Regions from separate parts of the Homo sapiens genome. Here region 2 is linked to region 1. Evidence: read pairs that join two places in POLR2A ChIA-PET (ENCODE). Cell type or tissue: OCI-LY7. All regions are shown on one strand.

Region 1 (8,000 bases):
ATGGATTAAATTGTAAAAGGAAAAGAGTGTATAGGTCAGTTTCCAGGAGAACCAAGTACGAGCTTCCACTTGTCCTCTTAAGTGGAATCACACAGGCAATACTTAATTCTCCCAGGAGTATTGTCTGATAACAAGTATGGGATATTGCCAATCACAGAAGCTTACCAAATAATTGTTTCCAGGGTTTGATTGAGGGTCAGTCACATGGGCATGGAGAACCCACTTACCTGATCTTAGATACGTAGTCTTCAAATGGCCCATATGAATACAGCATAACCTAGAAGCCCCAGGTACGCAAAAACAGGCAAGCAGAATAAATCATACCATGAGTGTAAACTGAGCCAAAGTATATAAAGATGCCCTTATCGGACAGGATATTCGAAGACAGGATATTTCAGAGGTTGTCAGGGCCAGTTCTGAAGACCCCAGATAGTTGAGTTTATCCTTTACTGCACAATACTAACATTTAAAAATATATAGATGGCTAAGTTTCTAATGTAATTACATTTGGCTCTTTTATTTTGCCAGTACAGAAGAAAAATGAGTCTTCAAAAATATGAGTTAATTATTCTTTATTAATTTGATCAACTATCTATTTCTATTTAAAACTATCATTCCAGATGTGGTCTTCTTACCGTACAGCCCATGGTACCCTCCTTGTAGCTTTTAATCTGTATAGTATTTCCTCCCCCTCCCTAACCCACAAAAGGAAAGCAAACTTCCTCAGTCATTTTACTTGTTCTTAGCAGGAGAAACACAAAATGTCAATATTAGTCTCTAAATTTGTACATTTCAGCCTCTGAAGAAAAAAGTCAATTTGCCTTTCATTATCCCATTAAAGGACACAGTTATCCACCATATTGAAGACAAAACATAATATGGAAAACTGGAAATATCAGCAATTTAGAATCCTTGTTTCTGTAGGTCCAGGCATCTGGGGGCTTTCTGTGATTCCTTACATGGAAGCATCTTTTTCTAAACCTTATATTTCCTACCACATAAAGGACACAACCCATGAATAAGCTGCTTTCAATTTTCGAGATTACATTCATCTTCTATATGAATGAGTGCATTTTTGAACCATTTACTGGATGCTCTCAAAGGTTGACAACTTTGTTTAAACCTTCTCTTTCTAACATAGGTCCACCTATTAAATAGAAAGCCCTTCTGGAAGCCACAAAACTGATTTCAATTTTCCTACCAGGTATAGAAGAGAAGCCAGGTGGGATCCTGTATTTATCCACTCCCTAGTCTGTCAATCTTAAGAATCATAAGGTATAGACTATGCCATCATCAATCATTTAAAGAACATTACAATCTAGAGCAGTGTTATAAAGTATTAAAAAATACTGTTGCAAACAGTGCTATAATTGTTAGAGAAAACGTAGAGTCATGGAACAAGTACCATCTGTTGAACAAGTGGCCTTGAGTCATCTCAATCTTGACAAGAATTTGATGTGTGCAATTATTATTCACAATTTAAAAATTAGTAAACATTAGTTTAAATGAGTAGTTCAAGGTCCCATAGCCATGAAATGGCACAACTGCTCTAGGTTGCCTGAATCACCAGTGTTTACTCTAGTAGCTTAACATTCAAGGCATACTTCTTTCTAGACACTCCAACAATGGAAAAGCAACCAAACATTAGAGTGCCTGAGATTCTTCTCAATATATTGAGCTTGTACTTTAGAATTCGATAATATGACTAAATACTTCAAAGTATCATTAAGTAACTGAATTCATAATGAGAACTGATAGAAATAAGAATTTACAGAAGAATTTTTTTTTGGCTGGTAGAATTAAAAGACTGTTGTTTTAATCAAACCTCTCTCAATGATGAAGACAGGTTATGTTATTACTGGTTACAGTATAGCCAATTGTGTTATTATCCTTTACCTTTTTTCATTTAAGAGAAATCAGCTAAGCCACATACCTATACCACTAGGATGAGAACAATTAACTATCAGACACCCTACTGGGATTGGAAATTATCTTGGGACACTGTCTCACTTGTCACAGACTAGAATATATATACTCATCCCTTATAAGAATTATTTCTAAAACCTAGAGAAAAATGTTGATAGCCCATTGTGCAAAATAAGTGATAAAATTCAAAGTTCTTGATGGTGCTGAGGTAAGTGATTTTTTCCCTAAAGCATTAACAAAATGTTTGTTGTGAATGTAGCAAAGACCATGAATTTGCCTCAGATAAAATGTATCTCTGCTATTTCTGTGTGTGTGTGTGTGTGTGTGGTGTGTTTCAGTTTGTGTATGTATGTGGGCTAAGAGTGGGCAGAAGACGGTGGTAGCATAGACCTAAGCTTACCTTATCCATGGCAATTAGAAAAAAAAATGTCACGCCCAATTCGTTGTGTACCTTATTGCCATGAGAAGGAAGCTGACTATGCCTATTAAGAATTTTTGGAAAAACAATGGTGTAATAATTTTCTGTAGCAGCATGCTAAACCTCAGATTTTATAAGCACAAATCACATATTCACCTGCAGTGTGGTTAATTGTTTGTGTTTGTTCATATAAAAACAAACTAGGAGAATTTGTCATTTCAAAGTCAGATATTGAATTGTTAAATAATCATAATAGCATTAATAGTAATAATTATAATATATAATAACATACATTTTGATGCATCTACAGCATACCAACCTCTGTAAAGCTACCTAGTTCAATCTTGATTTCAGTCTTATAATATATTATTATGCTAATTAAATATAACAAATAATTTAGGCATAGAGAAGTTCAATGAGTTCTAGAAAATTATATTTGGACCTGAGGTTATTTATACTCATTTGCCTAACTTCAAATCCTGTGTGCTTAAGCTCAGCACAATGCCATTTGTAAAGAAAAGATTGAGTGAAATCAGTACTAATATTTCTGCTATCTGCGTATCTCCTTCAAAGAGAATAGCAAATAAAGTTTATTAATAGACATCTTTTAGAAATAGGAGGTTTGTCAAATGAGATTTCCCTAAGATCCAGTGGGGTCCAACTCATTTTGGGAGATTTTTCTGATTTCAGTTCAGAGCAGCGTGAGATAAATCCTGTAGGAAAAGGAAAGTTGTCTTGAGATGCTCAGTCTCTCACTGGACAATTGACTACAAAACCCCTTTAAATCGTTTTGTAGTTGTCATGGGACTCAAGAAAGAAAAATAAGACTTTGATCCCATAACTTGTTTTTGGATATAATATATAAACTCATTAAAATCATTAATGGAAATGTCACTTGTTTGGATGAGCCTGTGTATTCGATTTAGCCATCCCATCGGAAATGTTAGTGTGGAAATTTGCTAGGGTTGGCCAGGAATAATAGAGAAAATATACATCCAGTTGTGAGGATTTGAATATTATATAAAGCTTGCAAATGTGTACATTTTTCTAGTATTTTTTCAGAGTTGGGATTTCTTCACTATAGTTTTAGGTACACACATTGCATTCTTACCCTGTCAAGTTATTTGCTCTTCTAAAAAATCTGAGTTCACAAAGAAGGCTGGCTTCTCTTTTCGGTACATTTAGAAGATTCCTTGCCATTTGGCTGGAGAAAGGAGGTTCTGAGGTTATCAGGCATGATAGAGACAATAGATCTCATAATTTCCCTTAGTTACTCACTACGTTACTCACCATAGACACTTCTCACTTCCAAATGATCTAGCTTCCTGCTTAATATTCCATTCGCATTGTATTTTATTTAAAATCATCTCAGCTTTTCTTGTTCTTGATTATTTTTTCATTTTTCCATACAATGTTTGTCCTTACAGAACCAGTTTAGAAGTCCAATCGCATATGCAGCCCTTCAAAACATACTAATGTTTCTGGAACCTCACACCAAACAGTGCTTACTTCAGAGATTAGAAAGTAAACTAAATCTTGAAAAAGAAAGCAACAATGATAGGGCATGAGTAAAAGATTTAGTATGCCAAACAATACATTTGTATATAGCACACACACACACACACACACGACTTATTTTTACAACAGAAAACAAATAATGCATCTATGATGTCAAAGACAAGATGAATATTGAGAATGATCTGGATATTTCATGGTGTTCAGACAAAAAAAACCCCAAAACAATCAAAATGGAGTCAATTTATTTATTTTTAATAAATTTTATTTAATCAGCGCTCACACAGTGACTTGTATGTGTAGTCACATAAGTGATGTAGGGATGTCTACTTACTAGGAATATTTATTTATTCATCTTAACTATCACAGAAAGTCAAATAACTATACCAAAGTCACACAAACAGTAAATAGCAAAGCCAAGTTGTAAATCCAGCCATCTCTTCCATAATTACCATGCTCTTAACTACCACGTTAAGTAACCTCCCAACATCACAGATATTCTTCTGTGTGATTACACAGTTTTAAATATGGACATTCTTTCATATTTTATCTCAACTCTCCTTTATGTAGAAGAATGTGATTTTAGGGTTGCAAAAAGAGAGCTTTGCCTCTAAAGATTTTGCCAACTCTCATTATTCTACTAGGTCTCATTACATGAGCTACATTTATCCCTTTCAGCTTGTAAAAACTATTATCATCACATAAAGTGCAGCGCGTTTAAAGAGGTACTATATTATAAAACACCACCATCTAAATAACATTTTCTGCTATCAATGGTGATCTTTAATTATTATACTTCCTTTAATCAAATGACAAAATCAAAATCAAAATTTACAAAAAATGACATCTCTGTGATTTTACTGACCTTCTATTTGATTCCTTAGAAGAGAGAATAAAGATACTTTTGGTTCATCCATAACTCAAGTTAACTCACATCTGCTGATACTACCTAGGTCCAGTGGGAAAAACAAGAAAACTAAGATGTTGGAGAGTAATTACACCATGCCAACTGAGTTCCTATTTGTTGGATTCACAGATTATCTACCTCTCAGAGTCACACTGTTCTTGGTATTCCTTCTGGTATATACATTAACTATGGTCGGAAATATACTCTTAATAATTCTAGTTAATATTAATTCAAGCCTTCAAATTCCCATGTATTATTTTCTTAGCAACTTATCTTTCTTAGACATCAGCTGTTCTACAGCAATCACTCCTAAAATGCTGGCAAACTTCTTGGCATCCAGGAAAAGCATCTCTCCTTATGGGTGTGCACTACAAATGTTTTTCTTCGCTTCTTTTGCTGATGCTGAGTGCCTTATCCTGGCAGCAATGGCTTATGACCGCTATGCAGCCATCTGCAACCCACTGCTCTATACTACACTGATGTCTAGGAGAGTCTGTGTCTGCTTCATTGTGTTGGCATATTTCAGTGGAAGTACAACATCACTGGTCCATGTGTGCCTCACATTCAGGCTGTCATTTTGTGGCTCCAATATCGTCAATCATTTTTTCTGTGATATCCCACCTCTTCTGGCTTTATCATGTACAGACACTCAGATCAACCAGCTTCTGCTCTTTGCTTTGTGCAGCTTCATCCAGACCAGCACTTTTGTGGTAATATTTATTTCTTACTTCTGCATCCTCATCACTGTGTTGAGCATCAAGTCCTCAGGTGGCAGAAGCAAAACATTCTCCACTTGTGCTTCCCACCTCATAGCAGTCACCTTATTCTATGGAGCGCTCCTGTTTATGTACTTACAGCCCACCACTAGCTATTCCCTAGACACTGATAAGGTGGTGGCAGTGTTTTATACTGTTGTATTTCCCATGTTTAATCCAATAATTTATAGTTTCAGAAACAAGGATGTGAAAAATGCTCTCAAAAAGCTATTAGAAAGAATTGGATATTCAAATGAATGGTATTTAAATCGTTTAAGAATAGTCAATATCTAACTTACCCTTCCAATCTCATAAACAGCAATTATGCCATGAACATCTTATGTGTTAACTATTTTAAATTTATCACATTTTCAGAAATAAAGATAACTTGTTATACTCAGTGCATTAAAATGCTTCATCCTCTCTTCCAAAAATGTTCTCTCCACAATTCTACTCTATAAAACATTACCTAATTAAACATAGTCATTATTTATATCCAATTAGTGTTTCTAAAATGCTTTGTACATTGATTCTGTTCTTTACGATGTTGTATTGAAGGTAAATATTGACTTTTCAGTCAATCAATCGGTATTAGAAGCTACTTGGCAGCAGAGCATGTGTATATTGGCTTGTTTTTTCCACCACCTGTTTGGCACCTGGTATACTGCATGTCTTCCTTATCTGTGTGTTTAGGCCATTTATGCATAGAGTTCCATTATTGGAACACTAAGCATCCTACTGCTCAAGGTCATCGCCAAGGTCTGATTTCAAAAATTCAAAATATTGTAACCTCAGACATAAATTTAAGTATGGATGGAGGGATGGATAGATGGATAGATAGATGAATGACTGGGAAAATACAGCCTTATTTTATTTGGACAGTGAGTCTATATTTGTACTCACAAAGCATTTGTCAATAGAGATATTTTATAATACCAATAATCTGTTAGGGATACTGATGGTGGTTTCACTGGTTCTCAAGAAATTAGAAGACATGTAGCAATAGTCTCATTATTATTAAGTCAGAATGAAGATACATCACATTGTCTTTGGGCTAAGTTGATTACTGCAAGAAATTCCCTACTTTTTCATTCAGAGTGGGTAATTGTGAAAAACAAGTTTGTGAATACTATCAAGATTATAAACTGTAGAATTTCCTAATTATTTATATTCATGTTGCTAACATAGTCTTTGAGGCTCTATCTTCAAGAAGAGGTGAAAATTACACTGATCTTTTATTCTGTAAATTTACAATGCAAGGCAATTAAAGTATAAACAATTTTTACTCTGTAATCGATTTTGATAATTAAATTATCAGATTTTTTGTGGTTTATTCTGATCTTTCAGTCTGAAGTCTCTATTTACTTTTTGTCTTATTTTGACAAAGTTAAAGTGATACACCATGTACATGTGAAATAAAAAAGTGTGCATTTTGTAATAATTATGAAAATATAAATGGTTGGATTAGTTATATTGAATTTAACCTTGGACATGGAGACAATAAGATAGCACCTAATGAAATGGATTGTTTTGAGTATTAAGTAAAGTTATATATGTAAAATTACTGGTATATGTATATGATTTGAAAATTAAATAATCTAATATTTATAGACATACCATGAAGATACTGTGGGTTCTCTTCTAGATCACTACAATAAAGCAACTGACGCAGTAAAGTGTCACACAAATTTTTAGATTTCTCAGTGCATATCATAGTTATGTTTGGTGGCTGGCAAGATGGTCAAATAGGAGATGCTCCAGTCTGCTGCTCCCAGCAAGATCAACAGAGAAGGTGGGTGATTTCTGCATTTCCAACTGAGGTACCTGGCTCATCTCATTGGGACTGGTTAGACAGTGGGTGCAGCCCATGGTGGGTGAGCAGAAGCAGGGTGGGGTGTTGCTTCACCCGGGAAGCACAAAGGGTTGGCAAACTCCCTCCACTAGCCAAGGGAAGCCATGAAGGACTGTGCCATGAGGAACGGGTGCACTCTGGCCCAGATACTATGCTTTTCCCATCGTCTTCACAACACACGGACCAGGAGATTCCCTTGGGTGCCTACATCACCAGCTCCCTGGGATTGAAGCACAAAACTCGGTGGCTGTTTGGGCAGGCACTGAGCTAGCTGCAGGAGTTTTCTTCATACCCCAGTGGCACCTGGAATGCCAGCGAGACAGAACCATTCACTCCCCTGGAAAGGGGGCTGAAGCCAGGGAGCCAAGTGGTCTAGCTCAGCAGATCCCACCCCCATGGAGCCCAGCAAGCTAAGATCCACTGGCTTGAAATTCTTCCTGCAAGCATAGCAGTCTGAAGTTGACCTGGGATGCTCGAGCTTGGTTGGAGGAGGAGAGTCCGCCATTGCTGAGGCTTCAGTAGGCAGTTTTCCCCTCATAGTGTAAACAAAGCTGCCAGGAAGTTTGAACTGGGTGGAGCCCACCGCAGCACTGCAAAACCTCTGTAGCCAGACTGCCTCTCTAGATT
Region 2 (8,000 bases), 91 kb before region 1:
CATTTTGTAATAATACACATACTTCTACACATCCTTCAATTAGAATTTTCAAACACACATTTCATGCATGGTTTTCTACCACAGTACTGGATTGATCTCCCTATGAGGATACAATTACGATAGTGTAATAAATTAGAGATAGTATTCTTTTTCTGAGATTCCAGCAAAGAACGTTCCTCACATTCAGTAACACATTGGTGTATTTAAAAACAAGAGATAGTAAAACAAATATTTTGCATTGCAATTAACCTATATTGCTCAAGCCACTAAGAAAATGTTTCCAAATTGCTTTATGATACATTGGATGTAGAAAGTTATCAACATGTTATCACCTGCATTTTAAAAAATATTATTTGGCTTTTTATGATTGCTTTTCTAACATTCTAGCCTCTATCATCTTATTTTATTACATGCATTTTAATTAGTGTGAGATATTATAAAAACATATCTTATAACAAACATGTAAGTGTATATAATGTCCAGGCACTATTCTCAGCTCTTAACTGTATTAACTCTGTTCACCATCAAACAATCAATAGCATATGTGCAATATTCATCCCATTTTACAGATAAATGAGGCATAGAAAAATTAAGCAACTCATTCAATATGCCACTCACTAGCCAAGTATAGATCTGGCATATAAATCAAAGCAATCTGACTTATTTTCTTATCCAGTTATCCAGTAATCTACACTTATAACTGAGATATTCTACAGATAGATACGCACATGTACATGCATGCATACTTTTCTGAAATATTTACTATATCCCTTAAGATGGCTTGATGAAATTGATTTTAGCATAAATCTCAAGCTAGTAATAACTGAAAAGTAGTATAACTAGCATTTAGCAGGAACTTTGAAACTTTTAAATGATTTTAAAAATATTTTAGGACTATGAAATTCATTTGGCTGCATTAAACAAAGTGCTTGATAAAATCCCTAGTGTGAGAGGTTGTGTGTGTGTACAGGTAAGGTTGTTGTAAGTTCCCAATTACAGTATGTGATTGAGAAATTAGATGTATCTTGAGATGCTTTATCTCATGAAGAATCTACCTTTGATCTTAGAACTTTCTCAGCTGCATCCTTTACATCTTTATTTCTCAAACTATAAATCAACGGATTCAGCACTGGAATGAAAATGGTGTAGAACACTGAGATAATTTTATCAGTGTTTGGAGAATACAGGTAGCTGGGCCGTGAGTAAATAAAGAGGAGAGTCCCTTGGTAGATCGTCACTGAAGTCAGGTGAGAGGCGCATGTAGAAAAGGTCTTCTTCCTCCCACTGAAAGAGCGGATCTTTAAGACTGAGAGAAGAATGAAAAAGTAGGAGATGATGATGATGATAAAACAAATGATTTCCACTGAGCTGCCGTATGTGGAGAGGAGCCACTCATTAATTGTTGTGTCAGTGCAGGATAGTTTAAGCAGGGGAGGGAGGTCACAGAAAAAATGATTAATAACATTTTTGTCACAATATTTCAGAATAAAGGCAAAGGATGTGTGAACCAGGGAACTCATGTTGCCTCCAAGGTATGACAAGACAATCAACCGCATACAGATGCCCCTAGACATCACAACTGTGTACAATAAAGGGTTACAGATGGCGACATAGCGATCATAGGCCATGGCGGCCAGGATGAAGGATTCTGTATCTGCAAAAGTACAGAAAAAATAAAACTGCAGGGCACACCCATAATAGGAAATAGATTTGTTCTCCGAGAGGAAATTGACCAGCATTTTGGGAACAATGTCTGAGAAATAGCAAAGGTCTACAAATGATAGGTTGCTAAGGAAAAAATACATGGGGGTTTGAAGGTGAGGATCAATCCTGATCAACAGCATCAATCCAATGTTCCCTATCAGAATTATAGCATACAATGTCAGAAACATGAGGAACAGGACAATCTGCAGTTCAGGGCGAGTTGGAAAACCTAATAGAATAAACTCAGTGACCAACGTGTAGTTTCTATCTGTAAATTCCATCTTCTGTGTTGTTTTCCTTTTATGAGAATTTCTAATACCCTACAATGCTATAATGATGAAAAAAGAAAAATAATTAGATGTAATTATAAAGTTATTTTATTGTTTAAAAATAAATAAATGGCAATAAGATAAAGAAAGCAAGCTCAAACTTTTTTGAACTATAAACTCTGAGAAATATATTTCAGAATTTAGTAATATCATATTTCATGGTTGCAGGTTATATTTTATTTGATTACTATTTCTTCCATTGAACAGTTGACTTCCTATGTGCATGGATCATGTCTGATTTGGCTTACCATTTTGCACCCAAAATATTAAACAATTACTGGCCCAGAGTATTAAAAAAGTAATAAATTAATGAACAGACTGATGATCACATTAAGTAAAGAAAATATGTATATTATTAAAAATGGACTGACTTATAGAGTGTTCCTTTGAATAAGAATTTTAGAACATCTGCTTCTTGTTTTCAGGATTTGATAGATACCGGTATGCTGTGTCTCTTGACTGAGTAAATAGAGTGGTGTGATGAAATATGCCGGCTAATTTTTTTTTTACTGTAAAGCAGAAGCTTTAGCGAAATAAAAACAAATGTCAGTAAATACCAGCTCTGAGGATATTTTTGACAGAAAAGAGCTTAGTGTAATTCCATAAACCCTGTTCACATACTAAACTAAGCTGATAAAATTAGTTAACTACTTGTTTCAATACTTCTGGCATTTATCGAACTCCTTGGCTTCCTGGAAATGCTCATTAAACATTAGTGGACTGACCAAGTACAGTCAGCAAAACATTTAGTTATATGTTAACTTGCAATTAAATAACATTACTATATATGGCATCATCACTGATTAAATTTTATAAGTAAAGAACAATTGTTGCATTTATTGTTATGGTAGTATAATACAAAGTGTTGAGTCAGAAAAATCTGTTAAACACTGCTTCTGAGGTCTCAAAATACTTACAGAATTATAAAAATTTTTAACTTGACTTTGAAGTACAAATAATTTGATTTTGACCATGAAGGATAGACTTGGAAATACGTAAAAAACAAAACAACAACAAAAAAAAGCAAGCAAAGCATCAATCTCTAAAGTTCATGTTGAGAGGGCCAAGATGGGAATTAAAAATATTTGAGTCACTGCCTCATTTACATAATAGATATTATGACAATGACAGTGCTAAAGACAATTTATTTATCTCATGTAAGCAATAAAACTACCCAATGACATAAACACTGAGAAGCCTATTGATAATCAGAAGGGTTAATCACGTGCTCAAAGTGCTGCCTTATGTTATCACCTCAAAGCGTGTGAATGAGATGCAGCACTACAGCAGGACAGTGGTTATTCTCATTTTGCTTGTTTGAAAATAGTCAAGGTATTTAGACAATATAAGACATCACTTCGATTTAGGAGGAATTTGATTAGATGCCCATCTTGGCTGCATGGGGGCTGTGTGACCTTGTGCCACTTAATATAAATTATCCTAATCTATACTACAACAATGATAATAAATATCTCATAGTGTTTCTGTATGGATTAAATAGGGAAAATGTTCTGCCCCCCCTTTCTGTCCCTTTATCTACCTACTTATCTTTCCATGTGTCATTCTTTAGGGAGACTGACATACAGTAGATAACATCAAAAATTAGTTTTGATTGCCACGCTGCCATTTTATTCTTAGATTATGACTAGAGCTACCTGTCAAATTTTACTAACAATAATTGTCACCTGTATAATGCTTACTATGTGTAATGCAATATTCTTAACACTTCACCTATAACTCATTTAATTGTCACCAAAAAACTAACAAAATTACCATGGAGTTACTATCATTATGATCTTTTTCTTACAGATGAAGGAAACTAAGAAAGAGAGAATTTGAGATTTAGGATGTGATGGAAACAGGATTAGAACCCAAAATTCTGACTCCAAAGCCACATGATACACTGGTTCTCTATAAACAGGATTCTTTTTATTAGCTCCATATTTTGGATGAGAACATTAATGCTTAGGATAGTATCTCAAGGTCATTCAACATGTAGTTGACCAGTGCAATTCAAACTCAGGGGTGTATGAAATCAAAGCCCATGAAAGCAAGCATGAGGACGGGGAGAATATTAACAGTATGACCATTCTATGGTTCGCATACTTCCCAAAAATGTGGGGCATGTATTCTTGGCAACTTCACATTGGTCATTCCTTCTGATAGTCAAAAAATTCTATTTAGAGAAATATTAAAAGGAAGAGAAGAGGCATGAGGATAGTGGTAGGAAAAGACAGTGATTCTTGGATTCTTCTTTTTAAAAGGGAATTAACAAATAAATCTTACTAACATACTATGATTCAATAAGTTCTTTCCAAACATAACAAAACAATCTTATGTTATAAAATAAGTTAATTCAAGTTATAAGGTAGGTAGATATGCTTTGGTTCTCCTATCAGTAACAAAAGGCTTATTTAAACAAAAGACATTTTAGACCCTGTGGAAGCTATATCAGAAAGGGTGATAAAAGATAGATTACCTTGTCAGTACAATATTGAATGATAAATGTACTTTCAAAACTATTTGTACTCAAATCAGTGGTTCTTGCTCTCAGACCAACAAAAGTTGATTTTTTTTTTTTTTGCACGATTAAAGCCAGTCCAATAACCGCAGAAGCTACTTACTGAGGAAGGAACTGTTGCAAGTTGCTTAAGGGAATAATTTCACCAATACAACCAAGGGCTTTTACATGAATTCTTATGTCACTGGGGACCTAGTAATTGAAGGATTCCAAGCATGTTAATTTCTGAGAGACTCCTAGAGAATAGTTACTAGGCTTATTGCCAATGTAAATATTTTCTCTAGAAACACATTCATAATTTTCATGGAAATGCTGTTGTGTTAATTTGAAGAGGTAATTTTCATTTTCAGTAATATCGAGGAGGTTGTTTTTAACACTTGGCATTCTACAAAGGACCGTCTTTATTGTGGAGGTTCTTTACAAATAGTTCAAATATTTAAAACTGTAACTACTGCCATTTAAATTTCTCAAAAACCACATGGAAACTCTAAAAATATTATTTATGATTACTAGTACTGAAAATTAATGAATTATTTTTGTGGCATTGAAAGCTTCTGTAGAGCTTAGTATCACCAGATGTTTTCTGACAAGACAGAGGACTTTATAACACCTGGTACCAAAATGTATCAGGACAATGGCAAGGTCATCTCAGTAAACACAGGTTGTCATCATCAACTTCATTATTCTGATATACATTGTATAAGATAGCTTCATTCAAACAACTGTAGTTAATAGCTAATTGTAATTAGTGCAGCCCCACCAATTATAGTCTCTTTATTTTCACAGTATAATGCAGGTTTATTTATCATGCCTATATCTGGAGTATCACAGAGGAAATCTTCTTAAAACTTATATCCATTGCAAAAATCCATTTATGAACCTACTAAAACATGGTCAGAAGCCTCAGCTTAATTATTTTTTAGGAAAATAATTTCACAACTTCAATCCACTGTGTACATTCTAACTATTGAAAAAAAATCTCAGTTACTGTGAGCTCAAATCTGAATTCATATTTCCTCTTTATTTGTGGTATGATCCTTCTATATAACTGCACACAATACTGAACTTATTTTGTGATTTAGGAAAATATAGTGATAGGGTTGGTGAACTGAAAGTTAACTCTATAAAGAAAAAATGAGAGTTTGTCATTTTAGTATAATATGCTCATACAAGGAATTTATCATTTAAAAAATTTTGAGGTAATTATCATTTTGGTAATGAAGTTATTTGAAAAACATTTTAAAAATTTACTCCGTAAATCTAGTTTTTTGAATATACTTCTTTAGAAATCACAAATTTAAATTTTAAAAATTAATTATTTATAATTTCATTCATTAAAGGAAAAAAGTAACCGTTCTCTTTTGCTAATCCTACTCTTCGGAAAGGAAAGTGATAATATAATATTCTAATGGTTGAGTGATTTATGAGAATCTGTGGGCAGAGGTCTAAGCCTGTAAGACGGTTGTAAGAAGAGACTATTCTCTCCAGTATCTGTAGCGTTGTCTCTGCAGAAGAACACTTGCAATCCCTATTTAATTCTTGGACTTTGCACTACTCTTTATTGTGATTCTAAATTTCCCTGACTTAGTATCCAAGAGACATGGAGGGCAAGGAAAGATGGAAGGGAAAATTTCACATGACATAAGTCAATTGTACTTATTATTCAAGTATTCTAGAAAACCACAGGTTTTAGGTATATAGACATAGTTGAGATTTTTCTTTTTAACATCAGATCAACTGGAAGATAGAAGTACGATAGTGGCTGCTAGTGTTAGGTCTGAGAAGACACTGAAGATAATTTGGCTCTGGTACATGTAACATTATATTATCTGATATAAGCTAATCGCATAGTCAACTGATCGGGTTTATAGTCAACTGATCAGGTTTCTGCCATGTATGGATTACTGATAGAAGAAAGATACATAGTATATACATAATTAAATAGCCTCTGTTATCTCTATTTAAAAAGATATTTTAAAAATTATGAGACTACCACTTCAGGTAGGATATAATAATTAATTATAGTTTATCACTTCCACTGAGAATTTACAGGGAAAAAAAGGAATAAATTATAATTATCTTTGAGACCTGAAACTGTCTATCCCTATACACAACCTAGAAGGTAAGAATGAAAAACACACCTGAAGTCGCATTATTATGACTCTGAAGTTCCTTTATTTTCATTCGCACACCCTAGTTTTTATTTATTTTTTTTTTAGAGATTTTGCCTAGGCAAATATTTTGGCTGCTCATTACAAATATTTTCTGAACACCCCATGGATTATTCAATGAGAAACATCAGCAGAAAGAAAGTTTATTCCCTAGATTGTTTCAATTCCTTGCTTCAAAGCCCTTGCCTTCTATTTCCATTAACTTGGACTGCCATATCTTGATCTAATCCAATCAAATCTTTGCTTGGAAAAACTCAAAACAAATGTCCAATTATTAATAAATTATTTTCCTGCCTTTCCTTACCCCAAGACACTGTCAAAACTTTTTGAGGTTGTATTAGCCCTTACCAAGGTAAACAATAAATGGCTTTCTTATGAACTTGTTATTTTGATGATATTTGGGGAATTAGATTTTGCATCATATGTATACACTCATCACATGTACTAGAATGAGTATAATTCAAAAAAAGGTATAACTAGTTAGAAGTCAGCTGAAGACCTGCATATGTCCCTGCAGGTATTTATCAATTATGAGTATGAGTAAGAGATAGAACGTGGGTTTGTCCACAGTTTTTGGCAATTATGTAGTGCTGAAATACCTAAACTGATGGGAGGATCTCCAACAAATGAAGGACTTCCTATTCACGATATTTTAAATTCAAATTTTGGCATGTAATAAACTAAAGACATAGAAAATATTGGAAAAACAAACTGGTATTCTCTCAAATCTCTTAGTGTTAAGGACATAAAGAACTGCAGTGGATTTGCATTCTGAGAATTAAAGAAAATATAAAACCCAGGAGGAATTGTGACTTGGGGACACAGCCAAACTATATCAGTTGGAGTCTGTAAAACATGCAGAAATTGCGGTAATTGCATGGGATTAGAGTGCACAAACTGCATACATGTGGGGCCTCAAATACAGTTATCTTCCTTCCACAAGATCTGCCAAATTTTAAAGCTGTGTGTAATGTTAGATTGAAGATGCCAGAAACCTCTGAAAACACAAGAGTGGACATTCTTGTAGTCTCTTCTTGTTGAGGAGCCATAGAAAGTCCAAGTTCTTAAGTGCAAGCTGGAAGGAACATGCCTTAGACATAGGGTGAACTGGAGGTATACCGCACCTTACCGAAACAATAAGTATGATCAAACCCTAATTGTTTTCTGATCGGATTAAGTTTATCAGCCTTAACTTCATTACAGAGAGGATTGAACGCTCTGGTGAAAGAAATCTTCGGGAATATCTTTTTTTTTTTTTTTGTAGTCACTATTTGG

What was found. ChIA-PET counts read pairs that join two places held together with the same protein. Peaks named below come from ENCODE experiments on the same cell type or tissue, not always from the same donor. Only the 100,000 strongest peaks of a DNase experiment are listed, where the experiment ranks them.
Region 2: POLR2A ChIA-PET joins it to region 1 with 13 read pairs; 2 of 35 experiments call an interaction of 5 or more read pairs at or near these places.

The regions. Positions count from the first base shown.
Region 1 is chr11:56,025,579-56,033,578 of GRCh38, forward strand. It overlaps OR5AS1 (olfactory receptor family 5 subfamily AS member 1), which reads left to right and starts at 2,076. Exons shown (of 2, transcript NM_001001921.2): 1 at 2,076-2,134; 2 at 4,813-8,000. The coding sequence starts at 4,841. The coding sequence ends at 5,815. In OCI-LY7, no CTCF peak of the experiment used is centred here; no DNase peak of the experiment used is centred here.
Region 2 is chr11:55,934,416-55,942,415 of GRCh38, forward strand. It overlaps OR5I1 (olfactory receptor family 5 subfamily I member 1), which reads right to left and starts at 1,985. Exons shown (of 1, transcript NM_006637.1): 1 at 1,041-1,985. The coding sequence starts at 1,985. The coding sequence ends at 1,041. In OCI-LY7, no CTCF peak of the experiment used is centred here; no DNase peak of the experiment used is centred here.